Linked DNA regions of Mus musculus: regions 1 and 2 are each linked to region 3. Evidence: chromatin loops called from intact Hi-C (ENCODE). Cell type or tissue: left cerebral cortex. All regions are shown on one strand. Links, peaks and the distances in the headings refer to the core of each region. The heading gives the core; the rest is flanking DNA.

What was found. A loop is a pair of places that touch in the nucleus more often than their neighbours do. Peaks named below come from ENCODE experiments on the same cell type or tissue, not always from the same donor. Only the 100,000 strongest peaks of a DNase experiment are listed, where the experiment ranks them.
Region 1: a loop joins it to region 3, with 7 times the contacts of the local background. A loop is called at or near these places in 6 of 42 quality-filtered maps.
Region 2: it touches region 3 in a loop (7-fold over the local background); 5 of 42 quality-filtered maps call a loop at or near these places.

Annotation. Positions count from the first base shown.
Region 1 is chr6:57,473,317-57,479,454 of GRCm38, forward strand. 4930533I22Rik (a long non-coding RNA gene) reads left to right here. Exons shown (of 5, transcript XR_869131.1): 2 at 2,956-3,108; 3 at 3,297-3,474. LOC108169146 (a long non-coding RNA gene) reads left to right here and starts at 4,452. Exons shown (of 3, transcript XR_001785266.1): 1 at 4,452-5,153. In left cerebral cortex, for the core only: a CTCF peak has its summit at 2,667 (motif pointing left); a DNase peak (open chromatin) is centred at 2,692.
Region 2 is chr6:58,213,955-58,220,092 of GRCm38, forward strand. It overlaps Vmn1r27 (vomeronasal 1 receptor 27), which reads right to left and starts at 2,063. Exons shown (of 1, transcript NM_134436.2): 1 at 1,152-2,063. The coding sequence starts at 2,063. The coding sequence ends at 1,152. In left cerebral cortex, for the core only: a CTCF peak has its summit at 2,367; a DNase peak (open chromatin) is centred at 2,359.
Region 3 is chr6:56,806,239-56,812,376 of GRCm38, forward strand. No RefSeq gene overlaps it. Among named protein-coding and RNA genes, the nearest start is that of Kbtbd2, 11 kb to the left of the region's middle. In left cerebral cortex, for the core only: a CTCF peak has its summit at 2,586; DNase peaks (open chromatin) are centred at 2,608 and 3,489.

The DNA.
Region 1 (6,138 bases), core at 435-5,434, 670 kb after region 3:
TGTTTCTACTTAGTTGATTTCAGCCCTGAATTTGATTATTTCTTGCTATCTACTCCTCTTGGGTGTATTCGCTTCTTTTTATTCTAGAGCTTTCAGGTGTGCTGTTAAGCTACTAGTGTATGCTCTCTTCCGTTTCTTTTTGGAGGCATTCAGAGCTATGAATTTTCCTATTACAGCTGCTTTCATTGTGTACCATAAGTTTGGGTATATTATACCTTCATTTTCATTAAATTCTAAAGTCTTCAGTTTCTTTCTTTCTTCCTTGACAAAGTTATCACTGAGTAGAATGTTGTTCAGCTTCTACATGTATGTGGGCTTTCCATTGTTTTTGTTGCTACTGAAGACCAGCCTTAGTCCATGGTGATCTGATAGGGTGCATGGGATTATTTCAGTATTCTTGGATCTGTTGAGGCCTGTTTTGTGACCGATTATATGGTCAATTATGGAGAAGGTACCATGAGGTGCTGAGGAGAAGGTATATCCTTTTGTTTTAGGATGAAACGTTCTATAGATAGCTGTTAAATCCACTTGGTTCATAACTTCTGTTAGTTTCACTCTGTCTCTGTTTAGTTTCTGTTTCCTGGATTTGTCCATTGATGAGGGTGGGGTGTTGAAGTCTCCCACTATTATTGTGTGAGGTGAAATGTGTGCTTTGAGTTTTAGCAAAGTGTCTTTAATGAATGTGGTTGCCCTTGCATTTGGAGCATGGATGTTCAGAATTGAGAGTTCTTCTTGTTAAATTTTACCTTTGGTGAGTAATAAATGTCCCTCCTTATCTTTTTTGATAACTTTTTGTTGAAAGTTGATTTTATTTGATATTAGAATGGCTACCAGCTTGTTTCTTGGGAACATTTGCTTGGAAATTTTTTTTTCCAGTACTATACTCTGAGGTAGTGTCTGTCTTTGACACTGAGGTGAGTTTCCTGTATGCAGCAAAATGCTGGGTCCTGTTTAGATATTAGTCTGTTAGCCTGTCGTTTTATTGGGGAATTGAATCCATTGATGTTAAGAGATATTAAGGAATACTGATTGTTGCTTCCTGTTATTTTTGATGTTATTTTTATGTTTGTATAGTTATCTTCTTTGAGTTTGTTGAAAGAAGATTGCTTTCTTGTTTTTTCTAAGGTGTAGTTTTCCTTCTTGTATTGGAGTTTTCCATCATTTATCCTTTGTAGGGCTGGATTTGTGGAAAGGTATTGTGTAATTTTGCTTTTATTATGAGATATCTCGGTTTCTCCATCTATGGTAAGTGGATATAGTAGCCTGGGTTGGCATTTCTGTCCTCTTGGGGTCTGTATAACATTGGCCCAGGATCTTCTAGCTTTTATAGTCTCTGTTGAGAAGTCTTGTGTAATTCTGATAGATCTGCTTTTATATGTTACTTGACCTTATTCCCGTACTGCTTTTTATATTCTTTCCTTGTTTTGTGCATTTGGTGTTTTGACTGTTATGTGATGGGAGGAATTTCTTTTCTGGTCCAATCTATTTGGAGTTCTGTAGGCTTCTTGCATGTTCATGGGACTCTCTTTCCTTAGGTTAGGGAAGTTTTCTTCTATAATTTTTGTTAAAGATATCTACTGGTCCTTTATGTTGGGAATCTTCTCATTCTTCTATACCTATTATCCTTTGGTTTAGACTTTTCATTGTGTCCTGGATTTCCTGGGGATGTATGGGCTTAGGAGCTTTTTGCATTTTGCATTGTCTCTCACTGTTGTGTCAATGTTTTCTATGGTATCTTCTCCACCTGAGATTCTGATGCTTGCACCTATGACTCCTGATCTCTTTCCTAGGTTTTCTATCATCATGATTGTCTCCTTTTGTGATTTCTTTATTGTTTCTATTTCCATTTTAGATCATGGATGGTTTTGTTCAATTCCTTCACCTGTTCGGTTGTGTTTTCCTGCAATTATTTAAAGGATTTGTGTGCTTCCTCTTTAAGACTTCTACCTGTATTTCTTTAAGGGAGTATGTCCTTCTTACAGTCCTCTATCATCATGAGATGTGATTTTTAAATCAGAATCTTGCTTTTCATGTGTGTGGGAGGATTCAGGGCTCACTATGATAGGAGAACTGGGTTCTAATGATACCAAGTAGCCTTGGTTTTCTGTTGCTTATGTTCTTGTCCTTGCCTCCTACCATCTGTTTATTTCTGGTGTTAGTTGGTCTTGCTGTCTCTGAATAAGACTTGTCCTCCTGCCTATCATTTCAGTCTTCTGGTTTCCCTGTGTTTTCAGCTGCACAGACATGGCTGGCTCTCAGAGTCCCAGGAGCCTCAGATTCTTACGCTGCCTGAGACTGTCCCTTTTCCGGCTGATCTCTAATTCACTGTGGCAGTATTAGGCTAACTGTAAACGTCTTGGACATTTGGTTAGTCTTTGTACTGTTCTTATAGCTAGTTGTTTAGCTCTTTACAACTGCTAAGATTTTATAACAGAGAAGGGGCAAGATAAACCACTTTCTTTTTTAAATTGTTTATTTATTATTATTGTTGTTGTTGTTGATTTTTTTTCTTCAAGGGTTTCTCTGTGAAGCCTTGGCTGTTCTGAGATTTGCTGCATATACCAGGCTGTCCTCAAACTCAAAAGGTCTGCTTGCCTCTGACTCCCGAATTTTGGGATTAAAAGTATGTGCTGCCATCTCCTGGCTGCTTATTTTTAAAATTATATGTCTATATGCATATTTGAATGTGGGTTTGTGCACTTAAGTACCCAAAAAGGCCAAAAAAGAGGATTGAATCTCCTGGAGCTGTTACAGATGGTTGTCAGCAATGCCATGTGGTTGCTGTGGTTAAAAGTCAGGTCCCCTGCAAGAGCAGCGAGTGACCTTAGCCACTGAGCCATTTCTCTAGTATGCAAGATAAGTCATTTTCTTTAACAAATGTGGTGGATTGGGTAGTTTAAACTAAGAAAAATTAATTAAATGTATTATATATGTTTTATGTATGTATGGTTACAGTTGGAGTCAGAGACAAGAAGCAGACGATGGCACCCTGTGGGCTGAGGGGCAGCAATAAACCTTGATGTCAATAGAGCATCTGAGATGATGAGGACAAACACTTGAGCTGAGGAAGCAGTGCTATCCACTATATTCTTCCTTTCAAGGATGTAGGTAATGTGGGAAGATGGAGGGCTGACAGGAGATGCTTGTAGGTGATTCCCAGGGAGGTGTCTGAGAAACACTTTCAGCTACTTTCCCAAAGCTAAGTGTTTCCAAACATGCTTGAAACAGTTGTGTAGAGAACAGCATGGACCAAAGTGGGAGATGACTGAGCACTGGATGTCCCTTTTGATTTTCAGAGTGCCATGAGGTGAGACCTCTGTGACATCACAGGGTAAAACCCTGCCTTAGTAATTGCAGAGTGCTTAGCCTGAGGATAACTCAGAGTCCAGCAAGGAGGTCTGGGATTCACACTGAGCACATGTGTCTGCCCAGGCTTGGGATGTTTTCTGGGAAGGACTACCTGAAATTCATCACGTGAGTAGCTTACTCAGTGCGAGGCACTTCTTCACTGGGGTCTTAAGTGGGGGAGGCAGAAATAGGGAGAGAGACTAAAAGTGTTTCTGATTAAAGACAGCTCTAAGACTGTCTTCAAGAGAGCTAAGGAAAGCTAGAAACAGATCAGAAGTCTTACAGTAGTGGGAATGGCCACTCAAGACTACAGAAAGAAAAACCTCTCACTCACCAGGAGGAGAGGTCTTGGAAAGAAGCCACATATATACATCTGGACCAGGACTTGAGCCCCCAGACTAGACCAGGAAGGCAGGAACAGTGCTTTTGCCACACCCACATTTGACCATCACACATAGCTTGTCCAGGGAAGGAGGCAGAGCATCTTCCCTGGTGACTTCAGGCCATGGCAATAGCAATCTTTGCATGTGTACTCAGAGAGCTGCCACAATATTAGTCAAACATCAATGCCAGTACCACAGGAAACGCCATGACAGCACCTTCCCCTCTCATTCTGCACTTAAATACATGTTTCACTTTGTAGGTGTGTTGTATATGTTCTTATGTATGTGCTCATGTCTGCAGGTCTAAATCCATATGTGTGAAAGTGCATGAGGAGGACATGGAATGATGCCACATATCTTGCTACAAATATGTATAAACAGTTGCTGTATCAGCAAGGTGTGTGTGTGTGTGTGTGTGTGTGTGTGTGTGTGTGTGCATATGCACATGCACATGCTAAAGAACTTGCCAAACAAGTACTCAGGGAGACAACACCTACAACTCACCAGTTGTAGTTACACAACTCAGGGTACATTATGTTAAGAGAGAAAGCATGGTCATTCCTCATGTTACATCTAGGCACATGGGAAGAAGCTGGAGAGAGGTGTGGTCAGCCTCTGTTACCTCATATAGCCTGTTGCCATGGTTAAAGGCTGTGGTGTTAGTGTGAGGGAGCTCAGGGATGGGCTGGGATCTGGAAGGAACTGCAGGTTTGTTGGGCTGTATGTTGGGAGAATATATACAGATCCCTCTGCTGAAGTCCTGACTAAACCTCAGTGTGCTATACTGGGAGATAGGAGTAAGGAGGTGTATGAAGCCTAATGTGGTCCTTGAAGTGACCTTTAGCAGGGCCTGTGCTAAAGCAGTAGAAACTGTTGCAGTAAATATCAGCAGTGTGTATGTGTGCATACGCACATGCTAAATAATTTGCCAAACAAGTACTCAGGGAGACAACACCTACAACTCACCAGAGAATAAGCCTAATGTGGTCCTTGAAGTGACCTTTAGCAGGGCCTGTGCTAAAGCAGTAGCAGCAGAAACTGTTGCAGTAAGTATCAGCAGGGTGTGTGTGTGTGTGTGTGTGTGTGTGTATGTGCGTATGCACATGCACATACTAAAGAACTTGCCAAACAAGTACTCAGGGAGACAACACCTACAATTCACCAGAGAATAAGCCTAGGGAATGGTCACACCCAGCTTGTACCACATGAAAAGACTCCAGGCTCCAGACTAGTGCAGGATGAAGCTCTGCTGTTGTGCCCTAAGCCATGGACAACTATCAGCTATGGCAGCCCATTGTGTCCAGGGCAGGTAGGAGATGGTGCAGAGTCCTACTGTCTGGGCTTCTGAAGGGACTTTGCTTCTTCACAGTAATAATCTTGTCTTTTATGTCCAGGGGTTGTCTCCAGCATGGCCGAAAGCAGGTACTCAACAGGTGTGGGAACTAAAAGGGAGGCTGGGGAAGAGGGGGGAAGGAGGATAGTCCACGTCCCGCCAGAGTTCCACCTATGCTCTGGGCAGGCGGACATGGGAGGGCTGCCCAACACTTTCCACTCAGCCCCGGGTGGGCATCTAAGCCACTGACCTCACTCAATGGGGGGTGGACAAGGGGCAGCCCCTGACAGGGGGACCCAGAGTGACACCCTGTAGCCCCAGGGTTATGGGAGTGAGGGCTGAGGGAGAGAGGTTCCCACACAGGTGAGAATCTGTGCAGCGGGCCTTGATGAGCAGAGACAGTCTATGGTTTAAGAGCTTTATTATAGAAAGGCAGGGAGAAAGGATAGAAGGTAAAAGAGAGAGAGACCAGCCATGGCCAAGAGGAGACAAAGGGGAAAGGGAGATAGAGAAGAAAGTCTAGAGAGTAAGAGGGAGAGAGACGAAGAGAGGGGAAAGGAGAGAGAAGAGAAAGGGGATTAAGAGCAAGAGGAGTGAGAGAGTGAGGAGGGGTCAAACAGCCCTTTTATGGTATGCTGTCATCTTTACTGTTGCTAGGTAACTGGGGAGGAGTCTAGCCTGAAGGTCAGAAGCTTGAGACATTGCCTATATGACTATTAACCATGCTTCTCCTGTGGGGGCTGAGGGGACAGGTAACTTTGACAAGAGCCAGAGTTTCAGGAGACATGAGAGAACGGAGATATGTATGTATATCTCTGTCACAGAAAAATAATAATGTAAACATGCAGAAAAATAGCATACAGTGATAATAGCATACAGATAATGATAATTATGTTTTTTTCATTTATTCAAAAATGAGTAGAAACAAACTAATAATATTTTATTTTATGTGTATGGGTGTTTTGCCTGCATGCATTTCTGTGTGCCATGTGCATTTAGTGCCCACAGAGGTGGGAAGAGGGTATCAGATACACTAGGGATGACGTCAGAGGATTGTGAGCTGTCATGTGGGGA
Region 2 (6,138 bases), core at 435-5,434, 1.4 Mb after region 3:
AACAGCAAAGCAAACAGAAAGAGCAGGTGACAGCCAACATTGCCTTCTGTCCCCCATTGCACATATACATACATATTTTATCTGTGCACACACATAGATCCATGCATATAGATACACAATGAAAACATTTTCAATATGTATGTATCTAAATTATTTTTATTTACCAACAATATTTTAATACATGTAAATGAAATGAAGTACAAATAAACAGGCACATGGTATTTTCATATGAGTCATTAAGTAACTGTAGCAAAAAATGGGAACTTTAAAGTCATAGAAATTTTATGAATCCAGAAAAGTTATAATTAGGGAATAGAAATAAAGCTACAATAAAATATTTAAACTATTCTTTAATGAGCAAGAGTACAAAATCTTTTGGAAAGAAAGCTTAAAAAGTCACTATCAGCAAGGATCTCCTTTTGAGGAAACTCGGAAGCAAGGGAATATTCATTTTACAAAGTAAAAGGGAAAAAGAGAATTTATGTAGAAATATCAATCTGTTTTGTACAATTAACTTTAAAACTATGGTTCTTAGCAACAGAAATGTCAAAAGAATGTATATGTGTAATACCACAAATTTTAATTAAATCATATGAAGAATCCTGCTTTGCTACCTGAACCATTAAAGTTTATTTATTTATTTATTCATTCATTCATTTAAATCCCAACCAGTGTCCCTTTCACAGAGTTCCACTTCCTATCCCTCATCCCCTTCTTCTCTGATATGGTGTCCCACCCCATTGTATTACACTGCCCAGGCAATAAAGTCTCCGTAGGGGTCAGGTCAGCTTCTCCAGCTGATGCTAAACAAGGCAGGACTGTTGGGGAATGGATTCCATGACAGACAGCAACTTTAGGAACAGGCACAGTTTGCTGGGGGAATTCACATGGAGACTGGGCTGTACATCCATTACATATGTGCTAGGGACATTAAAGTTTAAAAGAAACAAACAGTATTTTAGAGAAAAATAATTGGTGCTGTACAGAATGAATCCTTATAGCCATCTATAAGTCCAATTTCAGGATATTGCATGACATATCACCTCTGCAGGTAGCAGGAATGTACACATAGATACATGCTGGCACAACAACACTCATAGGTATAAATAAATAATAAATTAATAGGTTTTTAAAGAAATGAAAAAAATGTTTTATAAAAATCTCTGGTGGTGCTTTGAGTACATGTTTTTCACCATAATTATTATTCTGTTATCAGAACCGATTTGTACCAAAGGACTAATTGTGGGATAGGCATACATCAGAAACTTCTGAACCATCAGGCTGACTGGATCATAAATCCACAACAGAACTGATGTGGTTGAGATGATGAAGTCCACCCAGTACATGACCACAAAGAAAATCACCAGCAGCAAGATAGTCTGGGTGGCTCTTTTCTCAGGGGATGCTCTCAGGTGCTTGATGCTATGAAGGTGCTTGCACTGCCTCTGATGTCTATACAAGATAATCACCATGTATGTACTTGTGGTTAGCATCATTCCTACAAGAAATACATCTCTGGAGGTTGTCACTGTAAAAATGAATACCCTGATGATGGAGTTCATGCGGAAGAGTAAGCAGGATTTAGTGATCTGCATCTGGTTAGTCTCACTCACATTAGTAAAACCACGAACATAGAAGATCCGGCTACTACTGTATGAAAAACTGAAAGACCAAATACATAAGAAAACATAGACCATGTATTTTCTTAGTTTCTGTTTAAATTTTGCCAAACAAGAAGTACTGGGAGTGATTGTGACAGCCTGGAACACACTCAGGAGGCAGGTGGTGCAGATAGAGAGGCATCTCATCACCCTGCTTATGTAAAAAGTTGCCTTACATTTGAAGTCATTATTAATATTCAGTGACTCAAATATGTCTGTAAGCAACAGGTCCCCTCCAGTGAGGCACACCATTATATGAATGAAGGTCAGCTGACAGGAGATCAAGTCTGTGGGCTTAGGTCTGTGACCTACAATTATGAAAATATAGAAGCAAAGAAGAGACATATTTGCTAGGACTCCAAGTCCAGCTTGGAAATAAAGGACATTCTTGAGTGAGAACATAAGTAAAAATTGTATTCATCTTAAGAGCATTGTAGAAATTTATTTCAAATATCTGAAAAAAATAGAGTATACATCAAACTTTTGATACACTGGATAATAAGACTCTATCCTCATTTCATTTTTCATACTAGTTGATTATTGGCTTGTCTTTTTAACTTTTGATGTTCCAGATTTTACATCATTGTCTACATTTCTACATGCCCTCCATGTATCTCCTGTATACTTACCATATTGTGAACAATAAATTTATTCACACATATTTAGACAGAATTCATAATTTGTGAGCCTGTAGTGCCCCCTAGTCTCATGTTTTAGAAATCCAGCCCTGTTGATTTAAATTGACTCGTTTTATACTTAACACCTAAAACAGTAGTGATGAGAACAGATAACACATTTGTATAACTGAATAAAACTTACGTTGATATGGAAAATAGTCACAGAAAATAACAAAAAAATATTGAGGGGAGGCTATAATTTTACTGTGCTCTATTTTGTTCAAATACTTTTGTTTTATCTCATAATTCTAATGAAAGCATGGTGCTAATTCATGATAATCCCACTATTTTAATTAGCAAAATATCTTCCTCAATTCATCTATTTTTATGTTTCTTTTTAATAAATCCATAATCTGCATTTAAGACTAGATACAGTTGGAGACCACTAAAGTATACTTTCCACATCCTATTACCATTAATTATCATTATAAATATTCATAGATGGCACTCAGCTTAGTTCCCATCTCATCACCTTTTATGAAGCTGGACTTCAGGTTTAAAAAGCCTGACTCCCAGCTACCATGGCAAACACTGTTTTTCTCTTCCTTTTGAATGGAATTGTAAATTGCTAATATAATCAGAAGTTATGTCTTTTCAGCCATTCGTATTGACATTTTACCTAACTACCACTTTCTTCTCTATTTATCTTCCTACATTCTCTAGGTATCCCCCCCCACACACCTCTCCTATTTTCCTGTTGAGATACTTGTACCCTGCAATTCTGCTTTCTATTGCTCCCACCCCCAACCCTATCCTGGCAATGGTTCCGTTTTCCTTTTCTGTTTTCTGTAGTTACCATGTAATCACACCTGAACATGTATCATTTGGAGCCTCCAACAAGATGAAACATGTGGTATTAAAAGAATCACCATTTTCCAAACATTATGACAAACATGAACTTGTGGAAGATTTTGAGTTTAAAACAGATTCCTTCCCATGCAATAGAAAACAAAGTCTCCAGTGTTATCATACGTCATCAGCACTCACACATGTTTTATAGATGCACTCAACAGTCTTACCTTTAGTGCCCATGTTTATTATTTGCCATGATTACCAAGATCAATTTATTATGGGACTAATTTAATTTACTACTTTAAAGTCAGCTTGTGTTAGAGAAATAGAAAATAACTATACTGGCCCAGATTCTTGTGAGGAAAGGTGAGCCTAATTATATTTTCAACTTCACTAGTATACTCCATATATATAGATACACACATGCAATCATGTGTAGAAATAATGCAAAAGATATTGCCCGAGACTATCCTATAACATATCCATGAATATGATAGCATAAATCACACATTTTATATTTACATAATACTTCCTTCTAAAGAGTTTAATCTTGTAAAGCAATAGATTCATCAAAACTGCCAGAACCAAATATCTGATTCTCTCACCAACATACATTTATATTAGCTTCACCATAATGTTATGTTTTTAAAAGTTCTAGGATACAGGGTATTGATGTACCTGAGTGGTCAAGAGGACTTTTTGCTTTTGCAAAGACGTTTACATTTGTAAGGATAACTTTACAAGGATTTAAAAATGAGGTGAGAGTTCCAAATATTTTTGAACTACACATAAAAGATCTACTTTAGTAGAGACCATTGAAATAGATTAAAGAATCTATGCAAATCATCTAGAACTTTTATGCTGTTAAGAGGATTTTGTGGTTTACTATGTCATTAATTGAAACTTTCCTAAGAATTCCTAAGTATATTTAAACTTACCAGCTTGTTTCATATAAATAAATGCACACAGTCAGTTAACTTGAGAAAAGTAGTAAAATGAGAAAATACAAATTACAATTTAAATGTACATTAATATGTACTCCTGTGCACCAATAAATGTCTGTGTATTTTTCCCTCTCTGAGATATCCTAGGTGTTTTGCTACAGGGATGGAAAACTAACACAGTTGGCCATACCTAGGTGAAACCATGATCTTAGAGTGCACTCTCAAGAGAATCCTCTGTCAGATATGCTCATAAAAATGTTGAGACTAGAGCTACATTTTAAATATATATCATTGTACAATCATTGTAAAAAATGAAGGGTTTGATGACTTTTTTTTAATATATAATACTGGTTGATCATCTTTACCCTATGAGACTTTCCTATCTCTGTTCATCTTCCTGCTGGTCCCTGTCTTCTTCCCAATACCCACTTCTACTCTCACATATAATAAGAAATCAAATTAAGTGAAATCTATGTCCTGTTATTAATCACTACACTGATAGTTTATGTCTGAAAGCATCTCTTTTATTTGCTTTTGGTATAACTCGAAAGTAAAATTCTAAGCAGAGACTTCTCTAACAATTTATTACAGAATCATGCTTCATTCTAACAACTACCTACAGCTCTCACTATAATGAAGAGAAAAAGAAACACTCACCCATCTGAGCCTTTGAAAGACATCTATGCAGAATGAGACCTGAAGAAGTAGTTATATAGATGAATGGTTATTATCTCATCTCCCTCTACACGAATACTTATCATGTCATCTGGAGAAGGGAGCTTTGACTTTAAGGATATTAGAAAGTGGCACTATCAAATTGAAAAGTGAACTTTCCTAATTGTAGGAAAACAGCGGAGTAGAACCAGCTGAGCTCTGGGTTTCTCAGGTGTAAGCTGTTCTCTCTAGGTGTTAACTGTGTGTGTGGATTAATTGATACAAGTCCTTGTGAACAAACAAAAGTAACAATAATATCCCATTTTTTAAAAGTAGAAAAACATTTTACATTCCACAAGGGATCCATCCTGCTTTCAAAACATTCATGGTATCCTTTATACATTGACAGTGGATTCATGGATTCACCTAAAATTTAGCATCTCTTTTGCTAAAATTATGAAAATGGTACCTCTACCAAACATACTTGGTGAAAGCCATTTTTCTTACAGAGCAAAAATATGGGAGGTAATATAACTCTATTATCACCAGAAATTAAGCTATAGGTCTATAAATGTTTACTTGGTATAGTGTGTAGAAGTATTCTATCAAAGGACATCATGAAATAAATCAAATCTTGAAATTTTAAGCACAAGCTAGAGAGAAAAATCCCAAGTTAATGGCAAAGAAAAGACCTTCACCAAGATCACAGAAGAATACTGCTGAAAAACCACACCCATACAAATATAAGAAGCACACAGAACTAAAAGGGACAAGACCAGAAGCAAAAGTTTTTATGCATCTTATAATTAAAACACTAAGAATACAAAAAAAAAAAAAAACTGGATTGAAAGTTCTAAGAGAAAAACTGCAAGTGACAAAGGAAACCCATCAAATGGAAAAGTGAACTTTCCTAATTCCAGGTTAATAGAGAAGGCAGAAAAGTCTACAGAAGTGCATCTCAAGTCGTAAATGACAATGAAAAATAATATACCTAGCATAGAGAAGCTGTGTGTGTGTGTGTGTGTGTTTATGTGTATTCAAGTCATGAAACATATGGTAATATGGGGAGGATTATTTTTGATTGAAAGTAGAAATGAGACTAGCAGAGAGAATGTAGAAATTGTGAAGTCATAAATATGAAAACACAAAGTACCACTGAGAACACAACTCCAAAATTCAACAGTAGAATCTCCAGAACTAAAACACACATTTCAATAATTATTCAAACATGAATGGCCTCAATCTTCCACTCAAAATCACAGATTGACTAAATAAATCAAGAAACAAATTTATCTGCTGTCTCTAAGAAACATCTTAGTTTTAAAATATGTACCACCTTAGAATAAAAAGGTAGGACAAATTACTCCAGTGGAACCAGGAAGACAACAGGTGTCATTATCCTAACATATG
Region 3 (6,138 bases), core at 710-5,709:
GTATACAGCAAGACTCAGGAGATGTGAGTAACTGTGTAGCAGGGTGCTTGACACATAAAGCAAGGCATGTGTTCCATCCCAGCACCATGTGTAGGGTGGAAGGGATGGTAGCCTTCCATCTGGAGAGCACTCTATCTCTGTCCTTTTCTCTCTTTCCTCTCTCTGCATCTTGCTATGCACACCCCCTCATTACTAGTGCCTGAGGAAGCTAGCCACCATGGCATGAGGACACCCACACAGTCTTTGGAGAAGTCCATCTGGCTGGAAACAAAAGCAGCTGATCAACAGCCAGTAATAACCCGAGGCTGGAAATACAAGTGAGTGCAGAGTGAGATTCTCCTGTCCCACTGAGGCTGACATGATAAACAACAAATGAACAGACAAACAAATCTTACAGGAGTCTCAGAGTTAGAGTCTCAGCTTTCAGAAGGCTAAGACAAGAGGACTGAGCATTTGAAACCAGCATGAGGTAAATAGCAAGATCTTGTCCCCCAAACCAAAGGGCTGGAGATGACAGTCAGTGGTGGAGTACTGGCCTGACATGCACAAAGCTATGGATTCAATTCTTCACACATGCACACACACAGAGTGACTTTTCTTCAATACTGCCTCTCTAGAGAAGCTTAGTAAAACAGACAATGTAGCAACACACTGTAGTCTCAGCTGAAACAAAAGATCACTTGATCCCACAGAACCCCAGCCTAGACAGTAAAGTGTGACCCCAGTCACCAAAACTAAAAACCAGAGGCAGGAAGATGGCTCAGTGGGTAAAGTCGTTTGCTGCCAAGCCTGAAGACTTGAATTTTATTCCTGGGAACTCACATGGTGAAAAGAGAAAACAGACTTCTACAAATTGTCTTCTGATCTCCATACTTGTATATCCGTGTTCATTGCTGTTTTATTCACAAGACCTAGGAAACAGAATCAACTGGAGAATGGATAAGAAATATGTGATAGACATTAATACAAATTATTCACCTGTAAAGAAAAAAAAAGAGGACATGAAAATTGCAGGTAAAGGGCAGGAACTGGAAAATGTACCAAAGTGAGGTAATTCAGGTCTAGCAAGACAAACACCGTGGTTTCCCATATGTGCTGTCCTAGTTTGTTTTCTACTACTGTGATAAAGACTGTGGCCAAAAGCAACTTATAGAGTAAGGGGTTTTATTATCTTACATGCCTCAATTACAGCCAGTCACTAAGAGAAGTCAGGACGGGACTCAGACAGGAGCAGAGTGGGGGATCACTGACACTGCTCACCGACTCAATCATCTCAGGAGCACTCTCTCCCGGAAGGAGGTTTCACATCACTCTTTAACCAAGGAAAAGCCCTACAGTCATGCCTATGGGGCACTTTCATAGAGGTAATTCCTCAATTTCAGTTTCCTCTTGCCAGGTGACTCAGTTTGTGTGAAGTTAGAACAAACTGACTAGCACGCATGAGGATTACAGTGGAATCCAGGAAACTAGAGAGGTGTTTTTGGGGACATGCTAAGGGAGCACAGATTGAACATTGTCAGTAAAATAAAAGTAGAGGTGAAATATTGGGGTTAGAAGGACTTAAGCAGGAAGGGGAGACCAGTAGGGTGGAGGGAAGGGTTAACCCAAAGGAAGAGTGAATGAAAAGCCATACAGAAGTCTACTATCTCACAATCCAATTTAAAATCAGTTTAAAGGATAGTAGAAAACATGTGAAATAAAAGAAGAGGAGGAGATACAGGGCATTAGAGGAATAAGCAGGGATAGAGGTAGGAGGATGGAAGGGAGGAAAATGTAGTAGGTAGGTCAGCCAAAATTTGAGTGTATACAAAAGCCTTAAGAAAACCCACTAGTGGGAAGAGAGACCCCTTGGTATTGCAAACATTATATGCCCCAGTACAGGGGAATGCCAGGGCCAAGAAGCAGGAGTGGGTGGGTAGGGGAGCAGGGTTAGGGGAGGGTATAGGGAACTTTCGGGATAGCATTTGAAATTTGAAATGTATATAAAGAAAATATCTAATAAAAAAAAAAGAAAACCCACTAGTTAGTACGATTCTGTGGTGGTTTGAATAAGAATGGTCTCTATAGGCTCACAGGGTAGAATCCACTATTGGTATGTTGCAAAATGGTCTTGCTGCCAATGTGCCTTCTACATATTACCCATAGATAGTCCTGAGTTGCTGTTTCCTTGGTCAGAGAAGTGTCTTTTTTTCCATCAACCAATGGAAAGAATGGACAGCTGGTCACAGTGTAGGGAATAGACACTGAGTGTTCAGTCCTATATTAGAGAGAGCCATAGATTGAACTCAATAGGTTGAGCTTCAAGGATTTAAAACAGCTGTTTAATATTTTCTACCTAGGAGCTCTCCAATATTAATTGCTATCTGGCCATTTTCTGGCTCTTTATTTTGCCCATTAGGTAAGTTCTGGATGGTTGCTGGTTTGTTCTGTCATCTGAGCATTGAGGGATTAGGTGTTTGTTCAAATCTTTCCAATCTGGCATCGTGCTTATCTTCTCAGAAATTATAAACTTCCTGTGAGCTGTCAGCATCAGATGGCATCTCCATTCTGATCAGTGATGCTTGCAGTTGATGTGTTTCCAATGTTTCAACACTAGGGGGAGATCCTAGCCCACGTATATCCCTAGTGTAAAACCAGCATACTATTCAGAATGAGCCAGAGGAATAACTGGAAGGGATGGTCCGCCTTTACAGTAATCAGAGCTGGGCAAAATCACTGTGGACAAACCAATTCCAGGAACATTTTCTGTGCCTGTGGCTACCAATACACTATTTACCACCCTGATCTACATACAGCTGGAATAAGATCAAGGTCAACAATGTCATAGGTTGCCTGATGCTGAATTATGGCTTAAGATTGCTACAACCAACCATAAAGGATGCTGACTGAAATGGAAGTCTGTTAGCCTGGAGTAATGTGTCTTTTCCTGATTCCAGAAAAAAATAAAATAAAAACACCCCAAGTGAGATTATTAAAACTAAACGTTTCTTTAAAATTAGTGTATCCTCACACTTGAAAATAGCAACAGTCACTGATAGATTTTCACAGAAACTCATTATTGAGAAAATGAGCTATTCCATTTCCAAAACTTGGTTTTTTCTTTGTTTTCAAATCCTTAATTTGATGGCACAGAAAAATTTTGGTTTCCATTTCCTTGTATGAATAATGTTAAGAGTTTACATAACTTTTTCTATAAGACAGAAGCAAGACATATATGAATTGCACTAACACACACACACTGCTGCCACTAACTCTTATCCTATATCTTTCTATCCTATGCAAGGGGACACTAATTTTGACCCCCCCTTTCCTTTCCTTTCCTTTCCTTTCCTTTCCTTTCCTTTCCTTTCCTTTCCTTTCCTTTTCAACTGCTAGCTTATCTGCCCACAGTTTCTGTAGCCTTCTTCACCCCCACCTTTTCTAACCAAAGCCGCAGAATCACGAGTCTCCACCATGCCCTGTTTTACCTTCTGCATTATGCAAGCTTTGGGGATAACTGCTCTGCAAATCTTACTCTCCCTCAGACCTCCTCTGCCCCACATTTGCGTGTCTTTGTTCTCTTTATCTCTTACCGTCTCCCCAATAGTCATCAGCTTCAGGTTCAAGAAGTGGAGGCTCTGCTGGGCGGTGATGGCGCACGCCTTTAATCCCAGCACTTGGGAGGCAGAGGCAGGCCGATTTCTGAGTTTGAGGCCAGCCTGGTCTACAAAGTGAGTTCCAGGACAGCCAGGCTGTAAAGAGAAACCCTGTCTCGCTAAACTAAACTAAACTAAACTAAACTAAACTAAACTAAACTAAACTAAACTAAACAAACAAAAAAACAAAGAAGTGGAGGCTCTAAGTTCAGAAAATCTATGATAACCGGCTTACCTCCACACAGTCAATCCGAGGAGGCCATGCAATGTTCTTTGGAGGCAGATCACATTGACGAAAACTGTCCAGGAGGGAGAAGTGGAGCTGCCCTAGGCTGCCATTCCTCAGCAAGATGATGGTGGTGGTACTGAAGAGTATGGCAGGTCTCAGCCCACTTAGCAGGACAGCACCAATGCCACAGGCAGAGGCCAGTCAGCCAGTTCTGCCACCCCACTGGCTTTGTAATGATAGAGGAAGCTGCAGTTAGCACAGGAGCAACACTCCTGCCCCTAAAAGGTTCCTGGAAAGGGTGGCAGGGGAAGGCTGTGTCAGGGGGAGGGTTGTGTCAGGGGGAGGGTTGTGTCAGGGGGTGGGCTGTGTCAGGGGAGGGCTGTGTCTGGGGGAGGGCTGTGTCTGGGGGAGGGCTGTGTCTGGGGGAGGGTTGTGTCAGGGGGAGGGCTGTGTCAGGGGGAGGGTTGTGTCTGGGGGAGGGTTGTGTCTGGGGGAGGGTTGTGTCAGGGGGAGGGCTGTGTCAGGGGGAGGGCTGTGTCTGGGGGTGGGCTGTGTCAGGGGAGGGCTGTATTTGGGGGAGGGCTGTGTCAGGGGAGGGCTGTGTCTGGGGGAGGGCTGTGTCAGGGGAGGGCTGTGTCTGGGGAGGGCTGTGTCTGGGGGAGGGCTGTGTCAGGGGAGGGCTGTAGCAAGGGAGGTTTATCTTTCACAGGCTTAGGATGATGGTGTTGGAAGAACACTCTGGTCTCTAGGGTGGGCTCCCTTCCACGCATGTCCAACCTTTTGACATTGTGAAGTAACACTGCTATCCACAAAGTTCATGTTTGAGCACCACACAATTGAATTACAAATGTAGTAGAAAATAATTATAGATCCCGGCATGAGGCTTCTTCCCTGCCTTTGACCATTTATGTTCCCTAATGAAAGACACACAGCCTTCATATTTTAATATGCCCTAGGCAGCACAATAGCTGGGCAGCTGCCTACCCTCTACGCTGTTAGAATCCACTTTCCTATCAATACCCCAAATCATCACTATTCACTATGTTCCATCTGGACTGCTCTTAGCTCCAATTGGGCAGCCCACAAGGCCATGTTCTCTTGGCCCTTAGTCCATGGTGGCTCTCCTCTCTCCTGCACATTCTTTTTTCATTGCCTCTGCCTCCTCCTTTTTCCTTGTGTTCCTCTCTCTCTAAGCCCACAACATCTCAACCCCACCTATGTCTCTTCTGCCCAGCTATTGGCTGTTGGCATCTCTATTCACCAATCATAATTAACTGGGGCTAGGGCCACTCAGTGTCTTACATGTAGACTCTCTTGTCTCTGGGGTACCAGTCTTGGGGCCCTCAGATTAGCATTAGAATATAAGCAGCATTAGGCCAACCCATTACAATAGCAAAAACTACCCTCCTAATATTTTAAGTGATTTTACAATTTTGTGTTGAGCCTCAATCATATTTTGGCCACATGTACCCATGGACCACAGGTTAGAGAAGCCTGTTTAAAGTCATAGGGATGTTCTTGATGGAGAGGAGTGGGGCAATGGGGCCTGAGCACAGCATCCTTGAGTTTGAAGTTATGGGATGGGTTTATTTCAGTGCTTTCAAGACGTAGATCATTATGCTGTTAGTATAAAAAAAGCCAATTAAGCTTGGGAATATTATAGTATTCTGTGGTGGTCTGAATGAGAATGACTCCCCTCCCCCCACCACAGCAGCTACATAGGCCCATATGTTTGAATACTTGGCCTCTGTCTGGTCCCCCAAGAAAGTCTGTTTCCCAAGGCTGGCATTTAGACCAAAGTTCCCATTCCTTTAGGGGCTTGAAGAAAGTTCTTGTTTGCTAAAAAGGAGTCATTCTCCTTATCTCTGGCAAGAGGAGCTTGTGGTCCTTTCATTAACTTATGGCTGTGGTGCCCATTAACTTGTCAAGGTCAATGCTTACACTCTAGACTCATTCAGTCTGGGCTCACAAGCCTCATGCCAGCTCAGAAGCCCCCCTTTTCCTGGTCCCACTTATCCCTCAAAATCTTTTCCCTGTCAGCTTCTCCTTGCTTTCCCAGGAGACAACCTTTGTAGTTTGGAATAAACTTTTCCCTTTTGACCCACAGAGAAGGTATTTTGGTTTCTTTACTGTGCCCATTTTTCATTCAGTTCCCAACTGGTACTGTTAGGAAAGGATTAGGAGGTGTGGCCTTGTTGGAGGAGGAGCCACTCTGGTGGGCTCTGAGATTTTAAAGCCCTCCTGCCATTCACAGTAAGCTCTCAGTCTTTCCTG